Linked DNA regions of Mus musculus: regions 1 and 2 are each linked to region 3. Evidence: chromatin loops called from intact Hi-C (ENCODE). Cell type or tissue: left cerebral cortex. All regions are shown on one strand. Region 1 overlaps Camsap2 (calmodulin regulated spectrin-associated protein family, member 2). Region 2 has its middle 7.8 kb from the start of Kif14. Region 3 holds the start of Camsap2 (calmodulin regulated spectrin-associated protein family, member 2).

Evidence for each region. A loop is a pair of places that touch in the nucleus more often than their neighbours do. Peaks named below come from ENCODE experiments on the same cell type or tissue, not always from the same donor. Only the 100,000 strongest peaks of a DNase experiment are listed, where the experiment ranks them.
Region 1: a loop joins it to region 3, with 4 times the contacts of the local background. A loop is called at or near these places in 2 of 42 quality-filtered maps.
Region 2: it touches region 3 in a loop (3-fold over the local background); 4 of 42 quality-filtered maps call a loop at or near these places.

The regions. Positions count from the first base shown.
Region 1 is chr1:136,286,243-136,294,242 of GRCm38, reverse strand. It overlaps Camsap2 (calmodulin regulated spectrin-associated protein family, member 2), which reads left to right. Exons shown (of 18, transcript NM_001347109.1): 6 at 822-963; 7 at 1,224-1,363; 8 at 6,250-6,343. Among named protein-coding and RNA genes, the nearest start is that of Gpr25, 29 kb to the right of the region's middle. In left cerebral cortex, a CTCF peak has its summit at 4,249 (motif pointing left); a DNase peak (open chromatin) is centred at 7,218.
Region 2 is chr1:136,456,033-136,464,032 of GRCm38, reverse strand. It overlaps a transcript of Ddx59 not described here. Among named protein-coding and RNA genes, the nearest start is that of Kif14, 7.8 kb to the left of the region's middle. In left cerebral cortex, a CTCF peak has its summit at 4,927 (motif pointing right); DNase peaks (open chromatin) are centred at 5,035, 7,155, 7,679, 7,938 and 1 more place; H3K27ac peaks cover 475 bases.
Region 3 is chr1:136,341,717-136,349,716 of GRCm38, reverse strand. Camsap2 (calmodulin regulated spectrin-associated protein family, member 2) reads left to right here and starts at 3,613. Exons shown (of 18, transcript NM_001347109.1): 1 at 3,613-4,418. The coding sequence starts at 4,280. In left cerebral cortex, a CTCF peak has its summit at 3,453; DNase peaks (open chromatin) are centred at 3,932, 4,429, 5,839, 6,120 and 2 more places; H3K4me3 peaks cover 4,090 bases; H3K27ac peaks cover 2,590 bases.

The DNA of each region.
Region 1 (8,000 bases), 55 kb after region 3:
TGAACTCACAGACATCTGCCTGCCCTGCCTTAACATTTTTATTGAGCCACATAAAGTTATTTTTAGAAAGCAAAGATTTATTTTTCTAAGGGAGCCCAACCCTGCCACTTGGCTCTGTCACTGGTTCTGAGGCCTGGTGCCCTGGACATTCAGATGCCAGTCAGAACAGACTGCCTTGGGGTTCCTTTGTAAATAGTACTTTTTGCCACTCACCAATTTTGATAGCTCTTATAGTAATTATTTTTTTCTCAAATGATACCTCTGCTCCTCAAAAGCTTCAAAAGCTTAATAAGTCTTTGAGAACTTTTAGATTTTCCTCTAATATTGAGTAAATGAAAATCTAATCAGTAAATGAACAGAACTGATTTAAATGCAAAGTGTTCAGATCTGTTTTGTGGTAGTGTAACTATTGTAAAGTAAATGCCATGTGATATTATTGCTAAAATGTTATCTTAAGTTTATAGATTTGAAATTACTAGACTTTAATCCCAGAACTCAGGAGGCAGGGGTAGGTGGATTTCTGAGTTTGAGGCCAGCCTTGTCTACAGAGTGAGTTCCAGGACAGCCAGGGCTACACAGAGAAACCCTGTCAAAAAAAACCAAAAACAGAGAAAGAAATTAGTGTTATTGCTGTAAATTTAACCTTGGTAATATATAGTATTGTTGCCCTCTCCCCACAAAAAAAGCTGTGTAGTTGGGAATTCTTCCTTCTCCTGTTTATATTTTCTAACGTGACTAAGAACTAGAATCTATAGTTCTGGTTTTGTCTGCTTGTTTTCCTTGAATTGTGTAGGATTTATTTAGAACTCTTTCTGTCGTAGGCTCGTTACAGGAAGGAACAAACACTGCTTAAGCAACTGCCTTGCATTCCATTGGTGGAAAACTTGTTGAAGGATGGGACCGACGGCTGCGCACTAGCTGCCCTCATTCACTTCTACTGCCCTGCTGTTGTCCGGCTAGAGGGTAGGTGTTTCAGGGAGGGATTCTGAAGTGTGGGCAGATGGCAAAAAATATTTAAATCGCAATATTTAATAACTAATGAAGGTGTTTTAAAAGGAACATTTAAGTATAATTCTGAGAAAAAGTTGAGAACATTCTGTCTAATGGCTATTAGTTATAAATACATGTTTGTTAAACAAATTTTACATACTTAGGTATTTGTACTGTCAATAGTTATGAAGCATTCATGGCTAACCCAAAGCCATCCCCTTTTCTATTTGAAGATATTTGTTTGAAAGAAACTATGTCTTTGGCTGACAGTCTGTACAATCTACAGCTGATTCAGGAATTTTGCCAAGAATACTTAAACCATTGCTGCCATTTCAGCTTGGAAGATATGCTTTATGCTGCTTCATCCATAAAGGTGAGTTCAGTCATTCTCCTTTTAGCCTTTCGTTAAAGTGTAAAAGCTGTTGCAACAAACTGGGGTCTCAGTGGTACCACAGGAGCTAGATTGGGTCTCCTGAAGAAGTAGCAATAGAAGGGGGGAAGGGAAGTGGGGCGGGAGGAGCTGGAGTTCAAGGCCAGCCTGAGGTTGTGCTGAGTCTGAGGCCAGCCAGGAAATCCAGCAGAGTCTAGCTCCAAAAGAATTGAATATAAAACAAAAGTTACAAAATAACTTTATCAGTGAAGAATTGGGGGGGGGGGTGGTGCTTTTTCTTCTTTAAATATCCATTGTTAGTTACAAGTCTTGTACATTGTAAAGGCAAACAAAAAGTTGTCTACAAATTGATCTTTTGTTTTAGTGTGGGTAGAGTAGAGTATGACCCATTAAATGGTTTTTGATCATAGGTAAATGTAACAAATGAGACTCTTCCTTTAAAAGCAAGCTGTGTGGGGGTGTATGCCAGTAATTCCAGCCTTCTGAAAAAAAAACGATGGGGAGGCTTGAGTTCGGTTGATGCCTGAGGCTGTAATGAAACACCCTTCTAACGAAGCACAGTGATGAGCCTTGCTTTTTCTTGAAGGAGTTTTATTTAGAGAATCAAATGAAAGGCTTTGGTGTGCATGTGTATTTTTATTTGTGTGTGTGTGCGCGCGCGTGTGTGTGTGTGTGCGCGTGTGCGTGCGGGTGTGTGTGTAGAATTACAGATAGGACCATTACTCCTTGCTTTTATGGAGATGCTGGGGGTTCAGGCTTGGGTCTACTCTCCCGCAGCCAAGCCGTCTCTAGCCTCTCTGGTGTATTTTAATCAGATGTCAATGTGCTTTTTGCTCAGGGTTGTTTTGCCTCTTCAGGGCTTGGGGCTTCCAGGTGAATTTCAGGATTGTGTTTTCTAGTTCTGTAATTTTGATGGGAATTACATTGAATCTGCAGATCACGTCAGTAATTTGGTCATTGTAACAGTATTAATTTTGTCAGTCCATGTGCTGCTTCTGTTTCAAAGCTTTAGGAATAAATGGTCTTATATATTTAGTTTGACTTAGAGGTAAGTTTTCTGCTGAGCCTAGTCAGAGTTCCAGTGCTAGTCCTACTTGGAAGTGCTCAAGAGCTCCTGTCATGATGATGCTCCTGTCTACTTACACTTGAATTCTTAGTCTCTACTATCTCCTCTTTTTCCTTTGTCCATTTCAGGATCTCCAAATGCAGAAAGTAGAGCCAATGATAAAATCGTTTCCAAATGGGGCAGTAGTCGCAGTGACTCATGGTCACTCCCTACTCTGACACATCAAATGGAAAACCTTGATTAATCAATTCTGAAGGTTTACCTACACCGTTACTAACTATAGCTTACTAATGACTTTTCTAGCATATGTTACCAAGTATAAGTACTACTTCTATAATATGAAAAGTGGTCAGACACCTAAGATGTATTTGTTTTATACATTAGTTTGGTATAGACTAAGTTTGGTAGTGTTCCTTCCTGTCCATTTTGGAGAGCAGAACAGAATATAGACTTTAAGTAAACCATTAACCCTGACATTTAGAACCTTGTAAGCATAGCCACGAGGTTGAATGCAGAGCTCTATCTTAAGGCTCTAAGCTCGAGGGAGGTTGCTTGGTCCATGTTGCTGGGCACCTCATTTTCACTTTAACTTTTAATAGTGGAAAATGAGCACTGCCTTTTCCTCTTATAGAAATACAGGTTGGGATCAGACTGCTTATAGGGCTGTTGGACATTGCCTGAGCAAGTGCCTGTACTGGATCCTAAGTACCACCCAAAAGAGCATCAGAAGGTCTGGCTGTGTCCTAGATAGAGCCTAGCTCCCTTGCAGTGCACTTGGCAAGCTATTATTTAGAGGGCAGGGGTGGCCATCGAAAGGCACTCTCTCTCTCTCTGTCTGTCTGTCTCTGTCTCTGTCGCTCTGTGTGTGTTTGTGTGTGTATTTTAAACCTGAGAAAGGTTTTCTCAGGTTTTTTTTTTCAGGGCTTTTTTTTTTTCTTCAGGGCTAGGGATTAAACTCAGGACCACTGACCCATATTCCCAGCCATTCCCTAAACGATTCATTGTAATAATTATTTACATGTTGTATTAACTATTTGTAAGTAGTGTAGAGGTGATTTTAACTGTCTTGTCGGCACTGGAGCGATGGCTCAGCTGGTAATGGCTCATACTACTAAACCCAACACCTTGAATTTTGTCCCAGGACTCACATTGTTGGGGGAGAGAACCAACACCCCGTGGAAGGGTTCGAATGGGTTCTATTCATGTACTGCAAAGCTTACATAGGGACTTAAGCATCCATAAATCTTTAGTGTCTGTATGGGGTCCTGGAACCAACTGCACACAAATGCTGAGGGACACATTATAGATTCAGGAAAAGGATGATTAGGGTAACTATAAAACAAAAGTAATTTTTCTGAATGTGGTGTTGGATATTGGTGAAGGTGTGAAGATTTGCGAGACTTCTCCAGTCTTGGTAACTTCTCTGGCACCATCCTGGCTTCCATTGGCATTTGCACTCACATGCACAAACCCTCGTGTAGGCACATGCTTCATATATTTAAAAAGTAGGCCAGGGTTGGTGGCGCACACCTCTAACCCCAGCACTCAGGAAATAAAGACAGGATGATCTCTGGGAGTTAGAGGCCAGTCTGATCTACACTGTCAGTTTTACATCAGCCAGGGCTACATAGGGAGAATCTGACTAAAGAATATATGGAAAGACGATTTTAAATTATTGTACCATTTCTGGAACATGACCAGCTTATTGTCATTTAATTATAATTTTATAATGAAACAATCTCCAGATTAATTACTAGAAAAAATATTTTTACAATTCTGCCATCTTGTGGCCAATTATTGCCATTATGTTATTAGGACAATTCTTACCAAGGTCCTTAAAATAAATACTCATTTTCTATCAACTCCTTCTCTATAATTACTGCACATTTAAGGGGTGTTTTTTCTAAAGTCACCTTCTAGTTAACAGTAGTAGTAGAGTAGAGCCTACTACCAGTACTTACCAAGTTTATCCTTTGGCTGTAAAGGGTATACTGTAAAGATTATAGCAGCGTATAGTCGTAACAAGCTTAATGTGTCAGTTGGCCTTCTGTAACTGTAACAGGCATCTGGGTCAAGGACTAAGGAAGGATTTATTTCTGCTTAGTTTCAGAAGTTTTGATCCATGCACAGCTGGCTCTGTTTTTTCTCAGACGTTGGTTGAGGTGGGCCACCATGGTGAAGAAGACATGGTGGATCAAAGCTGTTTCTTGTGATGAACAAAAAGCAGAGTGTGCCTAAGCTAGCTGGTTTTGGAGGAGTGGCCCAGCTCAGTGTGAGACTGGAATGGTTCAGCAAAAGGAGGGGAGAAGTGTGGGGTTAGTATGAGTCTGATCTTAAGGAATTTCATCCGAAGGTCAAAGTGTAGGGGTGAGGAGAAAGAAGAGGGCGAGTCACTGAGAGAAGGTCTTATTTTTCAGTGGAAGAAAGTTGAAAGGAAGGGTAAGTCGTGAGTATAATTAGGATTGCAGAGCCTATGAGAAGGCAGGCAGGGTGAGTCCACAGTGTAAGGGACTGAAACATGCTCTTTTTAAAAGAAAGGACAAATGTCAATAGCTTCAAATAATAGCTGTTTATGTGTAAGCATTGGACTGTTTTGGGAATCCACAGTGAAAACAAACACTGAAAGTAAAGTAAAAACCCAGTGGGGTCGTGTCTTGTGTTCCATGTCCCCACAGTACCCCACCACACACGTCCATAGCCACTGCGATGTCTGGGAAAGTGTCAGAGACCTTTTTAGTCCCCTGTGTTTCCAGTCTTTGTTTTATTCCTGGCAGTCACAGTTGCTCAAATCAGAGACTTGGAGACGTCCTTGGTTCCTGTGCTCTCAGGAGCCATAAGATGGCAGATGAACATGAATGTTACCAGCTTAAATATGAAAAACCCAGGCAATAAAATCTAAGGAACCCTGTTCATGTTAGCGCCTTGAGGATTGTTCAAAATTAGCAAATATGTGGAAGGCAAGACATCAGAAAACACCCACATTTCCAGTGATAATAGCCATAATGAGGAAAACGGGTTTTGTATAGTGCTATTGTTAGAAATACATTAAATACCTAAAATTGAAGTTATTCTTTATATATATTTTAACATATAAGCCTAATTCTAGTACAGTAGGACACATCTTTAACACCACTGCTCAGGTTTAAGACTGTTTCAAAACGAAAAAAAGAAGCCCCTAAATCATATAAATGTATGAACATAGTTATGTGTATAATTCTATAGAAGCATGCTTTTGAGAACTCCTTTAAGCCATTTAAAGAATTATTTGCATTTTCAAGTATAAGTAATAAAAGATTGTTATCCTTAATGTTTTCAAAATTAGAAGCATTAAATGATAAAAGTAGTGTTTTTATATATTTCAAGATTATTTTAGTCATAATAATATATAGAGTTTGTTATTACTTAGCATGTGGCTAACTGTTGAATTTAACATTATCAAACATTTGGATACAATATTTAAGTTACATACTTTTTCTAGAAAAATCTTACTTTTTTAAATGGTAAATGCTTTGTGCTATGTGTTTATGTTCATCCTGGAAGAAGGGACATTTGTTATCACAGAGATGTATATAGGGAGAGACTGCAATGTCTGGAAGCTTTGTATCAGAGGCCTGGACATGTGTGGTTACAAGTTCTAAACTTCTTACTCCAGCTTTAATACAACATAGTGAACATTTTTAAATAACAAGTGCATAGAATTCAAACGTATATTTGAGAAGGTAAAGCATAACTTTTTCACTATTACATGATTGGTTTTACCTAATGCAGGGCTTCTTTTAATTTTCTCAACTCTCTTATATAGAGTAATTATTTGGTGTTCATGGCAGAACTCTTCTGGTGGTTTGAAGTTGTGAAGCCTTCATTTGTGCAGCCTCGTGTTGTCCGTCCACAAGGAGGTAATCTATCTTGGTCATTTTTAATGTAGAAAAATGGAAGGTTTATACATTTCATTTGGTTTTGAGTTTTTGTTGTTTGTTTGTTTGTTTTAAGACGGGGTTTCTGTTTGTTTGTGTGTGTGTGTGTGTTTTGAGACAGGGTTTTTTTCGTAGCACTGGTTGTCCTGGAAGAAGCTCTGTAGACTGGGCTGGGCCAGAGATCCGCCTGCCTCTGCCTCTGCCTCCTGAGTGCTGGGATTAAAGGTGTGAGCCATTATTGCCCAGCTCCTCTGGTTATTTTTTTTAGATAGAAACTTGTTATTATTTTAGATTCCAGCAATTATCCTTGATTTTAAAAATCTAATGTTTTAGTAGTCAAGGCAGGAATCAGAATAATATTATCTGCAGGAATCAAAATAAAATAGCTCTGTATTTGGTATCTTACAGCATCAGAGCTCTCAGGGCCAAGTGGGCGCCATCTTGCAGTCCATACCTTTAATCCCTTTATTCCGATCTGCAGTTTTTATTTCTTACTGGATTCTTGGTTTTTAAGATCCTGTTACCCAAACTCCACTCCATTAAGACTTGATTTTTCTTTTAAACAATGAAATACTTTGTGGTTATATTTTTTTAAACTAGTAGCCTTTGTTATTACAATATAATTATGATAAAGACTGAATTGCTGACAAAGGCTGGGAGCACAGCCTTTGTCAATGGTGGAGTACTTGCCTAGCCCTGGGTTCAAACTTCAGCTCTGCCAGAAAGCAAAAAAAAATAAATAAATAAAAGGAATTCCTTCTGGATGTTTTGTAGAGCAAATGCTGTGTATGGCACAGTAAAGCTGGCTTTCATTTTTGAAGTCAGACATACATTCCTGTAGCAAAAATGACTCTATGTTTAGTGTTTCTTCTAAACTTAGAACTTTCTTCCAGCTAAAATTATGGGGCTAGTTCTTTCTGCTACAGTGGCTACTATACCCAGCATAGAATGTGATTATTCTACTTCCCAGCTACTTAGCAACTTTCCTTGCCTCCAGTTTCCTTTTTCTAACCACTGTAGTTAACCCCTGCCTTCTCAGAGATATAAAGGAAAAAAAAAAAATAAGAAGAAAGAGGAGGGGGTTGTAAAGTAGCAAAAGAAACGTATTGTTGTGGTGGGTTGTGTATGGTCTTACTTTATAAACTCTGCTGCCCGCAGGCCCCATGACGGGCAGCATGAGATAGCATGTATGTGATCTGACTTGGGAGCTCAAAGCCATTGAAAGGAGGTTCTAAATAGTGAGCTGTTAGATAAGGATACCTCCCTGAAAGAAGTTTAGAGCCTTAAGGCTATTGTCACTTACCTTTAATGATTATCAAAACCAATGTCTATACAATATTTTGCAGTTAGTGTGACTTTCACTTGCATTGCCTTTTGTGCCCCTGTCTGTGGAGCCCAGCACTCAGCAGTAATAGCAGCTTTTGCATCAAACATCACTCAAAACTAAGTTGTTCCCCTCAGATTACTTACACGTGTATGTAAGGCAGATATAGTGAAGGCTTCTCAGTGAAATTCTGACCATCTTAGTTAACTACAAACTCACCAGCCATTCATAAAAAGCAAAATTGAAGCCTGCCTCGTGTCTCTAAAATTCTGTGAAAACTTTCATGATATTAAGCACTCGGGCTTATCCTTGTCT
Region 2 (8,000 bases), 110 kb before region 3:
GTGTTCCACATGTGTGTGTTCCACACATGTGTGAGCTTGACCTGAAGAAGGGTCTTGTGGCCCAGGTGACTGACAGGAAATTCTCAGACCACTAGTCACACTTCCACTTCCCACTCTCTACATTTGAAATCCATGATGTAATTCCACAGGATTATATTATACGGGGCCTGCCTGCAGACACCTTTAGCTTAGACGAGACAGATTTGGATATTTTGGTCTTTTCATTGAGACAGCCCTTTTCTCTGAAGATTCTGTCCCAAGCTGGCTAGCAGGGCCCTCACTCAGCCTCTGAGTGACTCATGCTCTTCATCTGGAAACTGCAGATGAGAGAGCTACCCACCCTAAAGAGTCATAATGAGGATTAAGTTAGTTAATATGTGCTTAGCATAGAGCCCGGTACGGGATTAACGCTCAGCAAATGTTAGCTCTTAAATCGTATGGCCTAATGTAACTCTCTAAATTGCTAAAACCCATATTCAAGGCCAGGAGTGCATTTTGGGGCTTGCTAATGATGATGACATATTTATGAAACACGAGGATTATGATCTTAAGCCCTAGAAATAAATGAGAAATTGTTAAGTCCTTCTATGATGGACTCACTGTGGTCTGTTAAAAGAGAACAAGAAAATACTGCCGGATGCTACTCGTTTGTTTTGCTCGTATGCAATTACATTTTTAAGAAGCACAGGCCATGTGCATATTTCTTTGAAGGGGGAAAAAAATGAAGTATTTGGCCAGTACAAAGTGGATAGGAAAACTAGTTGAAACTTCCCAACTTACCTCAAGCCTGGTTTCTCCCACCTGACTTGGGGACATGACACAATTCTCCAACATTCAAAAGACCCTGGCAGGTTAGAGGGATATTTGTGCTGTGACCAGCAGAGCATCTGTTTACAAGGCTCTGAGTTTTCAAGTTTGATTAGAGATGGAACTGTGACCCACTGTACTTCTGTCGCCTGTGGCTGCAGCAGGGGTGGCAGTGGCCGCAGCGGCAGCGACAGCAACAGCGACAGCGACGGCGGCTTCTGTTGCGATTTGATGTTTATTTCATAATCATAGACAATTCTGCAGTCCAGCCATTCTGGGAGGGGAATTAGGAATACGGGAACCTGGAGAGCCACAGGAAGAGGGGAAGGTTGGGAGGCTGTGAGCACGTGGTTAGGGTGTTTCTCCCACATATTTCTAGAAGAATCGGCCTGGTGGCCAAGAAAAACACAAAACAACAGTATTTGGGCTGCCCACCATAGCTCGTGGTGGCCTTCCTCTTGGGTGTAAATTGCCACATGACCACATGTCCATGCCCTTTCCACCGTCCCCATGACTACAGGCGTGTTTGCCATCCAGCCGCCCACACTTGGCAGAACAGCAGGAAACCTGGAAACTGATCCTGTCCCGCCTGGTGTTTGTGCTGGATAAGACGCGAGAGCTTGCTTGCCTGCTTCAGGATCTCTCCCTGAAGATGCATTCGCTGCCACTGCTGCTGTGGCCCACGGAGCCACCACCCTTGCCAATAAAGCCTAGAATAATCCTGTGAAAATGGAACTTTTATAACTAGTTCATTCTCATCAGTACTCACCAGGGAAGAGTCTGCTATTTCTGGTGCTTTGTCAGCACACAGCACAAGAGTTGCGTTAACAGTCAGTGTCCTTTTATGTTCACATTATATAAATATTATACCACATATTATATATGTTATATAATATACAACATATCTTTATAACACATTTAATATATATGCTATATGATACAATAATATATAATATATAATGTACAATATAATATACAATTATAATGTATAATGTATATAATAGACTGTATGTCATGTATACATTATTATATAACTATATATACATACTAAATATACAATGTGTTTTATATAATTATTATATATTTGTATATCTTATATAATATCATATGTAATAACTCTAATATATATAATATATAATTACACATAATTGTATACATTTATTACATGCAATATATATAAATATATTACATATATTTATATATAATGTGTATATTATAATATATACTATTTAATATAATTTAATATAACATAATTTATGCATTATATATTATATTTTTTATTTATATATGATAATCCTTTGAACTCATACTTCTCCTGCCTCAGCCTCTTGAGTTCTGGGATTCTAAGTGTGTGGCACCATACTTAAATTAGTAGATACTATATCAATGAAAGTCAATGATTGCTAGAAAGTCAAATTGCAAGACATGCATGATATATTTTTTAAAAAAATACGGTGCTTTCATGAATCTGAACATAGTTACATGTTTTGATTGTATGCAGCTAATTCTTAGGTATTTTTGAGAATTAAATTAGAACATAAATTAAATGGATAGCATACATGAACTTTAACACATTGCATGGTGCATCATAAGATCCTATCAACAACAACTAAACCAACTACTCGAATCTCCAGGCACTAAGATAACTCCACTAATATATTTTTTCCTAGCTTTTTACCCCAGCAAAGTAGCCTTTCTTTAGGTCCTTAGCTACTCCAACCCTCAGAGACACAGGTGCCCTGCCACCTGGGACCATCCTGTACCTACGTCCTGTCTCCATCTCCTCAGGGACCTCCCACATCATCAGTTCTTCCCTGGCCTTCCCTCCATCTTTGACATCTCTCCTGTGAAAGCTGTAAGCTGGGTTTCCAGCTGTGCCAGCTGTGTCTTTATTACCTTATGACCAGTTTTCTTTAGGGAGAGGTGCCCGGGTCTAGAGATAATGGGACACTTTGGATGGATGTGGGATAGGCTTAGCCTATCACTTAGCTATCACTTAGCAAATGAGAGGGGGTTCAACCCAAACAAGAGAACACAAGCCAAGGTCCTAAAGAGAACGCTGCGAAGTGAAGTCTGAGCTTACAACTGAGAGGCAGGCCAAGGGCACTGGGCCCCACGCAATTGGGATCCTAGTGGGCAAAAGCCCAGAGCTAAGAGAGAGGAACTGAGGTGCAAACAGGTACAAATCAGAGACATTTTCCCCAAACACCAAGATGCTGTCCACAGCTGTCATCCTAGATGCTGACCTTGGGGTATGTATTTGGGTCAAGGACATGTCAGGGACAAGTGCGAGACACTGCTCTCTTCAAGTTTCTGGAAAGCCTTCTGTGGTGGTTTGAAAGAAAATGGTTCCCATAGGCCCACAGGGGCGGCACCATCAGGAGTTGTGGCCTTGTTGGAGTAGGTGTGGTGGTGTTGGAGGAAGTGTGTCACTGGAGGCGGGCTTTGAAGTCTCAGATGCCCATGCTAGGCCCAATGTGTCCCACCTGCTCTTCCTGCTGCCTGCCAATGCAGTTGTAAAACCCTCAGCTACCCTTCCAGCACCATGTCTGCCTGCGTACCACCATGCCATTCCCACCATGATGATAATGGACTGAACCTCTGAACTGTCAGCCAGCCCCAATGAAAAGTTTTCCTTCAGAGGAGTTGCCTTGGTCACGGTGTCTCTTCACAGCAGTGAAACCCTCACTAAGGCACCTTCTCTATTTTCTGTCATATCAGGGACAGCTAACTTTGATCCACCACGATCCTGTCAGTGAGGGGAAAGGGGTGAGAACCTCAGCATTGTCGGGGTTCTGCTCTACCAAACTGAAGATGCACCCCATTAATGTCTCCAGAGCTGTACTGCTAGCTCCGGTCAAATCTGCCCACTGTGGTGATCTCTCTGTGATTTCCTCTGCGGCTTTCAGAGCTTTTCCTCTGTTGTTTCTGAATGATCTCCCTCAGGTTCTGGCTTCCTACGCAGAGGACTCCGGCTCCAAGAGGAAGACAGCTTTGAAGGTTTTTTTTGTGTTTGTTGTTCTTTTTTTCCTAGAAGAATTGAGTTTAAATTGCTCACGTAGACATCCATTTGGATAGGAGGATACGGTGGCTGATAAAGGCCACACCCTGGGGTTGAAAAACTGGTGGAAGGGACCGGGATCTCTCATGACAGGAAGATCTGTATCGAGTCCTCAACAACCTATTCCCTGTCCATGTCTGCTTTTCTTCTTCTTCTTCTTCTTCTTCTTCTTCTTCTTCTTCTTCTTCTTCTTCTTCTTCTTCTTCTTCTTCTTCTCCTTCTCCTTCTCCTTCTCCTTCTCCTTCTCCTTCTCCTTCTCCTTCTCCTTCTCCTTCTCCTTCTCCTTCTCCTTCTCCTCGTCCTTCTCCTTCTCCTCCTCCTCCTCCTCTTTCTCTTTCTCCTTCTTCTCCTTCTTCTTTTTGAGATAGGGTTTCCCAACGTAACTAATCCTGATTGTCCTGAACTCACTTAGTAGACCAGGCTAGCCTTGAACTCACAGAGATCCTCTTGTCTCTGTCCCCCCCCCCCCCGCAAGTGCTGGGATTAAACTGTGCACCACCACAGCCAGCTACATATCTGATTTTCAAAAGCATCTTATGTACATTTTCTTTACATACACACATGCATATATATGCTCCCCAATCTAACTAATACAAATTCCATTATTTACAGGGTAAATAAAACTAGGCAGGCCCATGATTCCCCCCCACCCCACCCCACCCTACCCCATTTCTTCCAATACAACTGCCCTTGACACTCAACTTACATTTTATTTCAGCCACTTGGAAATGGCACGGTGCTCTGAGTACGACATCTGAATGTGCTTCTTGGTTTTCAGGTAGCAGACATACTCACCCTACTTCTGCAAAGACTTCCGCTCAGACCAGATAAGTTTTAGGAACTGGGCTGACAAACAGGCATGGTGGAGCACCCCCATAATCCCAGAACTCTGGAAATAGATGCGGGAAATTTCTGTAAAGTTCAAGGCCAGCCTGATTTAGCCCTACCCTATCTCAACCAAGTGGACAAAAAAGAAAAAAAACCCAAAAAACAAAAAACGGATCCCAAATAATCTGCACAGATCCCCCAAATAAAAGGAAGTAATTTTTCAAAAGTTCCACTAGAGGGCGCCAAACTGAAAGAAACCATGGAGCCTAGTGGCAAAACCGCTTAGGAGCTTGCCTTGGTTTATTAAGAAAAAAATCTGTCATAATTGAGTCCATTCCACAGTTTTGTTTTCAGAGCTGGAGATCAAATCCAAGTCGTTGCTCATGCCATCCACGGGCTCTACCCCAAAGCTACATCGACAGGCCTTGCCTTTTTGAAACAGGGTCTCACTATGCTGCTTAAACCGGCCTTGAACTCACTGTTTCCCATGCTGATTCATAACTCAAGATCTTTCTGCCTCGGCCTCCTGAGTGCTGGGATTGTGGACTGGGCCACTGAGCCCAGGCACATTTTTTTAATTATTAAAGTGCCAGAAGCATTTCCTTGCTTTGTAGGTATCCTTTTGAGTCTGTCACGGAAGGTGCCCTTGGATAACCGGTTACACTCTTAAAGTCCTATGGTCAAAGGGAAGGCGTCGAAGACCACCGCAGCTTCTGGTGGGACCTTAGCAGTATTAAACAGGATTACTGCCTAATTGCTTCTTTTAAAATCACTGAGAGTCCTGCTAAATGACTTAGATTGCCTCATTAAGAAATCACTGCTGAACTTACAAAGACCTCATTAAACTGGGTGCGGCGGTACACGCTTGCAATGCCAACATTTGGGAAGCCGAGACAGGGGGGAATTGCTACAAGTTCTGACCAGCCTGGGCTGCAGAATGAGGCCCGGTCTACAGTGAGCCTTCTTACTACAGTTCCTTCACCAAGAAACCCATGTGTGGATTCATGACCATATTAGTAAGGATTGAGTCCTTCCTGGTGCATTGCCAAAAGTCACCCTGCAGCCGAGTGAGGGAGGTGGATTTGGTAACATTGTCCTACGGATGCAAGAGGCTGAGTAGCTACACAAATAGCTCACCTGGTACCTTAAACCTCTCACTTTCTTTCTTTCTTTCTTTCTTTCTTTCTTTCTTTCTTTCTTTCTTTCTTTCTTTTTTATTATACATAAGTACACTGTAGCTGACATCAGACGCTCTAGAAGAAGGCATCAGATCTCATTACAGATGGTTGTGAGCCACCGTGTGGTTGCTGGGATTTGAACTCAGGACCTCTGGAAGAGCAGTCAGTGCTCTTAACCGCTGAGCCATCTCACCAGCCCTCTTACCTTAAACTTCTTAACGAGGACACCAAATGCCATTTTCTGTACTCCTCATCCCTGCCTGGAACAGATGTCTTCACGGACACTCTGGATCTCAGGTTCCTGTGGCAAAGGATGTACGTAAGGATGTGTTGAAAACTGTTAGATGCGTTTTCTAGTGGCGTGGCTGTTTCGAACTGTTTGCCAAAACACACTTATCCTTTTTGACCTGGTCTGGTGGACGAAGGCTTTGTTTTGTTTTTATTTTCTCATTCTGTGGTCCAGGCTGGTCTGAACTAGTGGCAAAATTCACCTGTCTCAGCTTCCCTGATGTTGGAATTACAAGCCCACCACACCCAGTTTAATGAGGCCTTTGTGAGTTCAGGGGTGATTTCTTAGCGAGGCAATCTAAGTCATTTAGCAGGACTCTCAGTGATTTTAAAAGAAGCAATTATGTTCAGCAGTAATCCTGTTTAAGACATAAACAAAAGAACTCAGGGATTAGTAAGTGTTACAGAATGAATGCTCTTTTGCTCTTTGAATCATGCTCATTTTATTTTAGGGATCATCAGAAGGATGTATATGTATTTTTTAAAATTTATCCTACTCTTATATATTCCACCCCAACCACCATTTCCCCTGCCCCAACACCTCCCTTTGTTGTTGTTTGTTTGACCGATGGTTTGTTTTCAAGACCAACTTGCTTGTCTTGGGGCTTGCTCTGTAGACCAGGCTGGCCTCAAACTCAGGGACCCACCTGCTCATACCTCCTGAGTGCTGAGGCTAAAGGCACGCGCCACCATCGCCATCCAGCCAGTTAGTAAGTATGGTTAGCCCCAAGGCTTAGTGGGTAACATCTGAGTCTTCCCATGAGTTCATGTAGGAAGAACACTTGGTTTTGTTGTTGTTGTTGTTGTTGTTTTGTAATTTTTTCTTCTTTGTGCACGTTTCTGTGCATGGTGGTGGGGCATGTGCCTCCACGTGTGTGTGGAGATCAAAGGACAACTTTGTGGAATCAGATCTGTCCTTGAACCCGGGGAACCCAGCCAGCACCACCTTGCAGGGCTGCAAGTGTCTTTACCCGCTGAGCCACCTCTCACCCCAGAGCAACTGTTTCTAGGGACCAGCTGAGAGCTTTCAGCAGACATCTTCCTCACATGCCTTTCAAGCATGCCCAGGACCGCGTCAGATGTTCTGTTGAAGATGCTGCTGACCATGAGGAGTGACACCATTTGCTATCTCCAGTGACGAAGGGACATACCTTGAGTCACTTTCCTGGCCAACAGATGCAGAAGGAAACCTCCAATGACTTCAGTAAGGTCATAAAATGTGTGTGAACCATTCAGCTGTCCCTTCAATAGTTTGTGATCTAATTTCTTTACTGGTAAAACTCCTTGTCTCAAATGTCAGAAAGCATGTGCAATGACACACACTTTATTGTGTTTATAATCATGGGGTTTGAATTGTATGTTCATGTCTGTTTTCTCATTTAGGAAACAGCGTGAAAGGGATTCTGTCCAGTAATTTCTCCTCCCACTAGTGGTTATAAAAGGACAGCTGCCAAGCACGAAGCCACCTGCATGGCAAGAATTGGGCATCGTGTCAGCTTTTGCAGAGGGGAAAACAGGATGTTTTTTCACATTTCCAGCTTGGCGAATAGCTCTGCATCCACCCATAAGCGTTTTCCCATTTACAGAGGTTTATTTATTTGTCTGTCTGTCTATTTATTTATTTATTTATTTATTTATTTATCTAGACCATAGTCAGTTCTCTGACTCACCCAGACAAGAAAGAAGTCCCCATGGCACAGTGTGGGGCGCAACAGAGAGCTCTGTGTTCTCTCCGCCCTCCCGCTCTCTCTGTTTCCTCCAGCACACAAAGATGAATACGGGATGACACTTGTGTCTGGGCTGGTGAACAGCGTCTTCAGAAGCTATGGTGTAGGTTT
Region 3 (8,000 bases):
TGATTGAGATCTCTCTCTCTCTCTCTCTCTCTCTCTCTCTCTCTCTCATGATTTAAAATATTTCTCCCTCTCCTCTCTGTCTCTCTCTGTCTCTTTGACTCTTCCTCTCCCCTCCTTCTTGCCCTCTCCCACCCTCTCCTTTCTTTTTGAAGAGAAAGATCTTGTGTGACCCTGGCTGGTCTTAACCTCATACCTCTCCCAGGATAGTCTTGAACACCTGATCTTCCTATCTACACTTCCCAAGGGCTGGGATTCCTGCTGTGCTCCCCCAGATCCAATGCTGAAGGTCAAATCCAGAGCTTCTTATGTGCTAGGAAGTCAACTGAGTGAGACTACAGTGAGGTTTTCTGTGGGGTAAATAACAAGGCTGTTAACCTCTGGTGACACAGACCTGGCAATGAAGAAAGCCAGGCTGTTAGATCCTACAGGCTCCATGTTTCCATTAAGAATTTGGTGTCAGCCAGGTGGTGGTGGTGCATGCCTTTAGATCCAGCACTCAAGAAGCAAAGGCAGGGGAAATCTCTGTGAGTTCGAGGCCAGTCTGGCCTACAGAGTGAGTGCCGGAATAGGCAGAGCCACACAGAGAAACCCTGTCTTGAATAACCAAAACAAGCAAACAAAAAATTTTGGTGTCATTGTCTCCTCCTTGTTTTCTTTCTTTTCCTTTTTGTTTTTCTTGTTTCTGAGATGGGTCTCATGTAGCTCAGGCTGGTCTTGTACTTGTTATGTAGCCTAGGATGGTATTGAACTCCTGGTCTTTCTGTCTTAATCTCCTAAGTGCAGTGCTGGAATTGTGAGCCTGTGCCAGCGTGCCCAGTTTAGGAAGCCGCTTCTTCAGCTGTCTTGTTCAATATGGACTCCTCAGCACTTGGGAGCTCCATCAGTAGGGGCTGATGAGTGAATGAATACACTTCTACATCTATTCAAAGACAGAGCTTGATGATGACTACAAGGAAAGAAGTCTGCTTGGCGTTTCAGGATTTCCAGGAAACTGGGAAGGGAGCAAGATAGAGAAGGGAGCTGTGTGTGCATGGGAATCAGAGCCTAGGAGGACTGACACCCCAGACCTGGAGGTAAAAAGCAGAAGGCATCTGTGCAGCTGGAAGAGCAGGCCCAAAGAATCGCCTGGCTTTGGTTTTTGCTTCAAACAAAGTCAGTTGTCTTCAGAAGGTAGAGGAGAACATTTCTTCTCGACAGCGATAGTCCACAGAGACTTCTAGCCTTAAAAGGGATCATTCTGAAGGTGTCACAAAGAACACCCTATTAGAGTGTCTGCCGCCCTGAAAATGAATCCTCCCTCTTTGTACTCAGGGTGTTTCCCTGTTAATAACAGGCTCCAACTATGACCCCAAGTTGTTTCACAGCCTCCCTCAGAGTAAAAGCTGCTCATTGTTCCCAAGCTGCCCTCCCTCCTCATTGCTAAACACACTCCTTCCCAATTGGGGTCATAGTAATGCTATCCTCACTAAAGCTTCACCGTTGTGTCGTCCTATCAAGGGACAAGCCAGAGCAACTGCCTTTGTCTCTTCTCTTCCTCATGTAGTCTATTGAGGTTGAAACAGTTTTCAATGAGATTTGACACATATTTGTGGAGAATGCTGCCTGAGCACAGTGCTGGGCTAGAGCACAGGTAACACAAAGCCTGATTGCTGCCTTCGAGAATCTTGCATTTGCTTGTGGATTCACATAACAGACATAATATTTCAGTATCACTTTCTAATTTTTCTAGCCCATAGATTTCTCTTAACTTGGTATGTATGTGCTGGAATCCTGTTGAAGTTGGATTCAAGAACATTATATTGGACAGCAGTCTCTAAGACATCTTCCAAGTATCCCTACCCATATATTTTTGCTGTGATTATTTTTTTTGTCTTTTACAGCATGTACCATATTTATGATATGTTCTCTTTATTTGTATATGTGCTAGCCCCTATTCAGAGAGGGAGCAGGAACCCAGAAGAGTACCCAAGGAGTGGAGACAGAAGACCTGGGTTTGAGTTTGAAGCCAGACTCCAATACAAATGGAAGGAGAAATCTTGGTCACGGCACCTGGTCTCTATGATCCTCAGTCCTACATCTAGAACAGGAAGACAATTAGTGCTTAGTTCATCAAATAAATATGGAAACTAGTTACCATTTGAATGTGCTTTGACAAACCAGTTAATACATTAATTTTTCAAAGGGGCTTGCCCATGAGAAAAACCCTATTAATATTAATTGAATTACTAAAAAAATATGCCAATCACCCAATGGCATATTATTTCTAGTGCCTTTTTTCCTGCTTGGCATTGTTAGTGGGGCTTATCTGTAATGCCTTATTGGGTTCAAGGAGGAGTGTTTCTGGGGATTAAACAGAAATCAAAAGGGAGGGGCTTGCTCCTGGAGCTGCCCTTTTCGATAGTAGGGATCAAAACGCCTCCCCTCATGTTTCATATGTCTCCCATCTTAACGGCTGATGATAATAGGGAGGCCCTAGTCGTACAAAGTAAGATAGTTCTGGGTTCAGACTGTGACTATGCCTTTACTATATCTGCAATTTAAGAGGCTTTTCTGACTCTTAGCTCTCTCATCTGTAAAATGAAAACCACCCAGGATTACATAAATTAAAATCAGATGTGTTAAAACAAGAAGTGGGGAATTAGAAAGTTAACCAAACTCGGTGTTAACTACAGTAACATTCTCCCTTTGACCCTAGACATTGATAGAGCAACTACTGTGAGGTTTAGCATCATATAGGTGTCAGAGACAAGGCAAGTCAGCTTGAAAGCTAAAGACAGTTGGTGGTTGGAATGCAGTGTGACAAGTTATGACATAAAGGACATACATTGCTCTGGAATCAGTTCTGCACGGGAAGTTGGCAGTATCAGGGAAGGCTTTCTGGAGGGAGTGACTACTGTGGACAGAGACCACAGAGACAGGCAGCGCACAGCTCTGAGAAAGCATACCCATGTGGGGGAACGGAGAGAGTTCTGGCAAGACGAACTGCGACAAATCATAATTGTGGATGTTCTTTGTGGAAGGGTTTATGTTTCTTTCTACGAGGAAACAGAAGGTACCAAAAAACCGGATCCTTCACTTAGAAAACTTAAGTGGGGAGTATCAAGTTAAAACGTCATGACGTGAAATGTATACAGCTTTGGAGAGTTTAAACCTGACCTTCAACCCTGGTTAAACCCCATGGGTGACTTAAGTTACTGCATCCCTCCATAATTTCGTGGTCAACCAGCTGTATCACCTCTCTCAGGGTTACTGCAAGGATTAAATGGGTGTGCAAGGCAAATTCTCAGCAATACGCGTGTGACATAAGCAGCATTTGAAACAAATATCAATTCTCTTGGCTGAACCACGTGTAGCGGGAGGAGAAAAGCCTCTCCTCTCCCTTTCTTTCCTTCCCTCGTCCAGCAGTGTCGGCGGCAGCAGCCCAAAGCTGCGGATGTACAGAACGTCCAATCCAGCGGGCACTGTGCTGATTAATGGATAGGGGCGCGGAGCCCATCGCGGGCGGCAGCGAGGCTGGGCATGCTCAGTGCGCATGGCGGCGCAAGACAGCGGCGGGGGCGGGGCCGGGCGCGCCAGGCGCATGCTCAGTGTTCCCATCTGCTCTTTCCATCCAGTGCCGCAGCCGGAAAACCGCAGCGACGGCGGCGGCGGCGGCTGAAGGGGAGCGAGGCGTCCGGCCACGGGAGGGGTAGCGGAAAATACGAGGACAAGCCCGATAAGGCAGGAGCCGAGGGCCCGTGATTTGATTTGCGGCCTCCCCCAGGCCGCTGCCTTGGCCCTGAGCTGCGCCGAGGAGGCGGGCGGCGGCGATCGGAGCGCCGGAGAAGCGCCGGGCCGCGGGCGGCTCGCGCGCTGCAGCGATTCTGACGTTTTCCGCGGCGGGTCCCGCGGCCCGAGGGGCGGCCGTGAGTGAGGCGGGGCGTGCGCGCTCCGCCATGGCGGGGACACTGTCCGCGACGTGATCGTCCAGGCTGCCCCCGCCCGAGCATTCCGGGCCCTCTCAGCCGCCACCCTCCTGCGAGCCCGTGTGACTAAACGGAGACAAAGGGGAGGCGGAGGGGCAGACCCGGGCCGGAGCGAGCGCGGCCGGGTGCCGCCTCACGTCTATGCCCGGGGCCGCGGCGGCTCCCGCGGGCGGCGGACTCGCGACGAGCACAGCTGAGCTTTTCCGTGCCCGGCGCCCGGGAGGGCCGCGACCGGCGCGGACGATCTGAACTCCTCTCTCCGCCACACCATGTGAAGGCCGTCGTCCCTCCATCCCAACCAGCCGCCGTGAAAGATGGGGGATGCTGCAGACCCGCGGGAGATGAGAAGGACGTTCATTGTTCCAGCCATCAAACCCTTTGACCACTATGACTTCTCCAGGGCCAAAATCGCCTGCAATCTGGCCTGGCTGGTGGCCAAAGCCTTTGGGACAGGTAAGTGGTGTCGTCCCTTTCCTCTTCCTCCCGATGCTGTCCACATCCCAGTTTTTGTTCCTGATTCCAGCCCCCTCCCCCATGTGTATCTTCCGGTACAGGTTTAGGGAGATGACGGGAGACGAGCTCTAGGAGAAAGAAAGAAGGCAGGTTTGGTCTTAAATGAGGTGCCCTTGACTGACGCGGGAGGGGTTGACCGGGTTCCTTTTATTGAATAGCGTGTGTCTAAATTCCGCGAGCAAATTATCGTGTTTTCCCAAAATGGCTCTAATGTGTGGTGTTTTCCTTATTATCTTGCATACGTTTCCCTTTCGGTCATAATTGTGGTTACCATACCAAGAAATCTGAGCTTATTACTGGAAGAAGGTGGGGTACTATATTGATCTTGACATTTGTAATGGTGGTTGCTAGTCAGGCTATGTAGGATGAAAGGTGGTCAGTGTTGAAGTGCAGTATCTTTTGTAGGCGTTCCTTACTCCTCTCACAGCCTTTCATACACATTCCAAATTCTCGTTAAGCCACCCATTAAAACCACTTTTAGTTTTCTGACTGGATAGTGCTTTTTCACTTAATGTCACTGAGGCATATTTCCTTTTCCAAATGTATTTTGACGTCATAAAATCAGATAAACAACCCCTCCTTCCTTTGAATTTTTCTTTTTTGAAGTAGAAGTGGTTTTTTGGGGGGGCTTGGGGCAGGGATGTGTTGTTGACATAGAAATCCTGTAGTACAGCAGTAATTAAACACTCTCTCTCTGACCCAGCCTTCGCAGAATAACAGGAAAGGGACCTCCTGCTGTAATTCCTCAGCTCTTGCTTTAGGAGCCCTTGTTGTGGAATGCTTTAAAAAAAATAGAGAAGTTCCTTCATGCTTGCAAAATTGTCTCTGGGTTGTTTGTGGGGGATGACTGATTTCTTGTTTTAGGACTGTGAAAATATGTGGCTAAGTGGTTTAATCCAGCTTTATTGTTTAACTGTATACATAGGCAAGTGTTTACAGAGCTTGTATATCTAGGCTAAAGACTAGATGAATTCCCCCCCCCCCCCCGTCAGTAAAAGTATTTGTAGTCATTTAGAAGAAATTTTTATGTTTATGTCTGTCTTAATTTTATTTTCCTATACTTTGATAGAGAGCTGACATCAGGAATGAATGGTTTTTTGAACTAGCTTAAATTTTAAATGGAAAACAATAATAGGAAGCACAGATAATACTTTTTAAAATTTCGATATGAAGAATTAGGATAGCAGTATCCTAACTATCCATTTGGAGAACAACTGGGGCGCTCTAAGTATCTAGAGAACAGGGAAATTGACACGGTTTCCTGTGTGGAAGCTGGAAGACAGAGGAGCCCAAAGGCATTTTCTTACCATCTGAGACGGAGAGGGCGCTTAAAGTGCAGAGGTGAATGTATTGCTGTTCATTCTCACAGAGGCTTCTGAGCAGAAACGCCCTGCTTTCTGGATGTGTGTCAGGCTGGTCACTGGAGTCTGGTGTGCTTGAACACACTTGAGAAGAAAGAAAGTAAAGGTGTGTACTGTCAGTGGGATCCGACTTCTTCCAGGCCCTCTGTGGCCCTTGGCATTGTTTTAAGTTAGGATCCACTCTGATGGCAGTGTGCTTTGCATTAAAGCAGGAGGGAGCCAGGGCAGCAATTGGCCTGGAGAAAAGATCTAAGTAAGTCCTCAAGAGAGTGACTTACAAATTGAAACAGTCTTTAAAATGGCTGTGTGTGTGTGTGTGTGTGTGTGTGCATGTGTGTGTGCGTGTGTGCGCGCGCGCGTCTGTTTTCTGAGAGGGTCTCACTTGTGTGTTCAGCTGACCTGGTACTTGATATAAAGTCCAAACTGGCCTCAAACTCAAAGCAATCCTCTGCCTTAGTGCTAGGATTAGAAATGTATGCCACCATGTTCCACGTTTGCTTTGCTTTACTGATAGTCTTTTTTTTTTTTTTAAATGATTTACTTTTATTTTATGTGTATTGGTGTTTTGCCTTGTATGTGTGTCTGAGGGAGGGTGTGGGATCTCCTGGACCGGACGGTACAGTTGTGAGCTGCCATGTGGATGCTGTGAATTGAGCCCTGGTCCTCTGTGAGAGTAGTCAGTGTTCTTAACCACTGAGCATTCCCTCCAGCACCCTTTGGCAATCTTTAAAACATGTAACATAAACTTACGTATTATTTACATAGAGTAAATAGAAAAAAAGGTTAAGCTTTTTTAAAATATATTTTTTGATGGATTTTTATTTGCCACATACACACAACAAAGTTAATAAACAAGTATTTCAAATTGTTTTATTCAAAATGTTAACCCAGCTTTTTAGGATAATGTTGTTGTTAGAAATAGTTTGTTGTCTTATGTATTATTTATATATTCTGTGTGCGTGCGAGTGTGTCCGTGCTCCTTCTTCCTCACGCATGAGAGGACAACTTGCTGGAGTTGGTTCTCTCTTTCCCATGTGGATTCCAGGGCTAAGACTCATGTTGTTAGTCTTGGTGGCAAGGGCTTATACATTGAGCAGTCTTACGGGTCCCTTTCTAACTTGATACACAAAAAATTATCAGTTTTAGAGCTGTATGTTGGAAAAGCAATTTATAATGGTTAACGCACAGTCAATTGTGGGCAAAGAATAAATTAATTTAATTGTAACTCCAACAAGACACTAGCATCGTGATACCTAGAAAGCAGATATGAGGTATTTGTGTGAGTAATATTCTTGTTCTGAAAAATATTCCAAAGGCCTCATCTTTTGGGGTAGGATGTGTTTTCATTAGTTTTTAGTTTTTGAAAGACAGTGTCTCATGGGATCTAGACTAGCCTTGGCTTCACCATATAACCAAGAATTACACTGAACTCTGATCCTCCTCCCTCAGTTTCTAGAGTGTGTGCTGGAGATTACGGGCTCCAGTCCTAACAGTTTATTTTCTCAAAGAATGCCTCTATGCTTTTGTGTAAATGAAGAATAAGTTTGTGTAGATGAATTTACAGCAGCAATAGGTGTTCTGGTTGTAAAAGAGGAGGTTGAATTGCCTGATAACCTTTATTGTGTTTGAAGACTTAACATATTCAAGCAGCCATATAATTGAAATTGCCTTAAATGTTTTGTTCCTTTAAATCTTCCAGCTGATGGGTATAGAATCTCTTGGAAGGGATTTTTTTCTGCTCCCTACCCCTCTGTGTGTGTGTGTGTGTGTGTGTGTGTGTGTGTGTGAGAGAGAGAGAGAGAGAGACAGAGACAGAGACAGAGACAGAGACAGAGCCAGAGAGACAGACTCATGATATAGCCCTGGCTGATCTCAAACTCACAGTGCTCACAGTGTAGACCAGACTAGCCTGGAACTCACAGACTCTTCTGCCTCTACCTCCTAAGTGCTGGGACTGAAGGTATATACACCACTGTGCCTGGCGCTCGCGCACGCGTGTGTGTGTGTGTGTGTGTGTGTGTGTGTGTGTGTGTTTGTGTGTTTTGATACAGATTCTTGCTGTGTGGTTTTGGGTAGCTTAGAATTCTTGTGAGTCCTATTCGGCCTCTTGATTGCTGAGATTGCACAGGTGAGCCTTGATGTCCACCTTAAGGCCCATTTT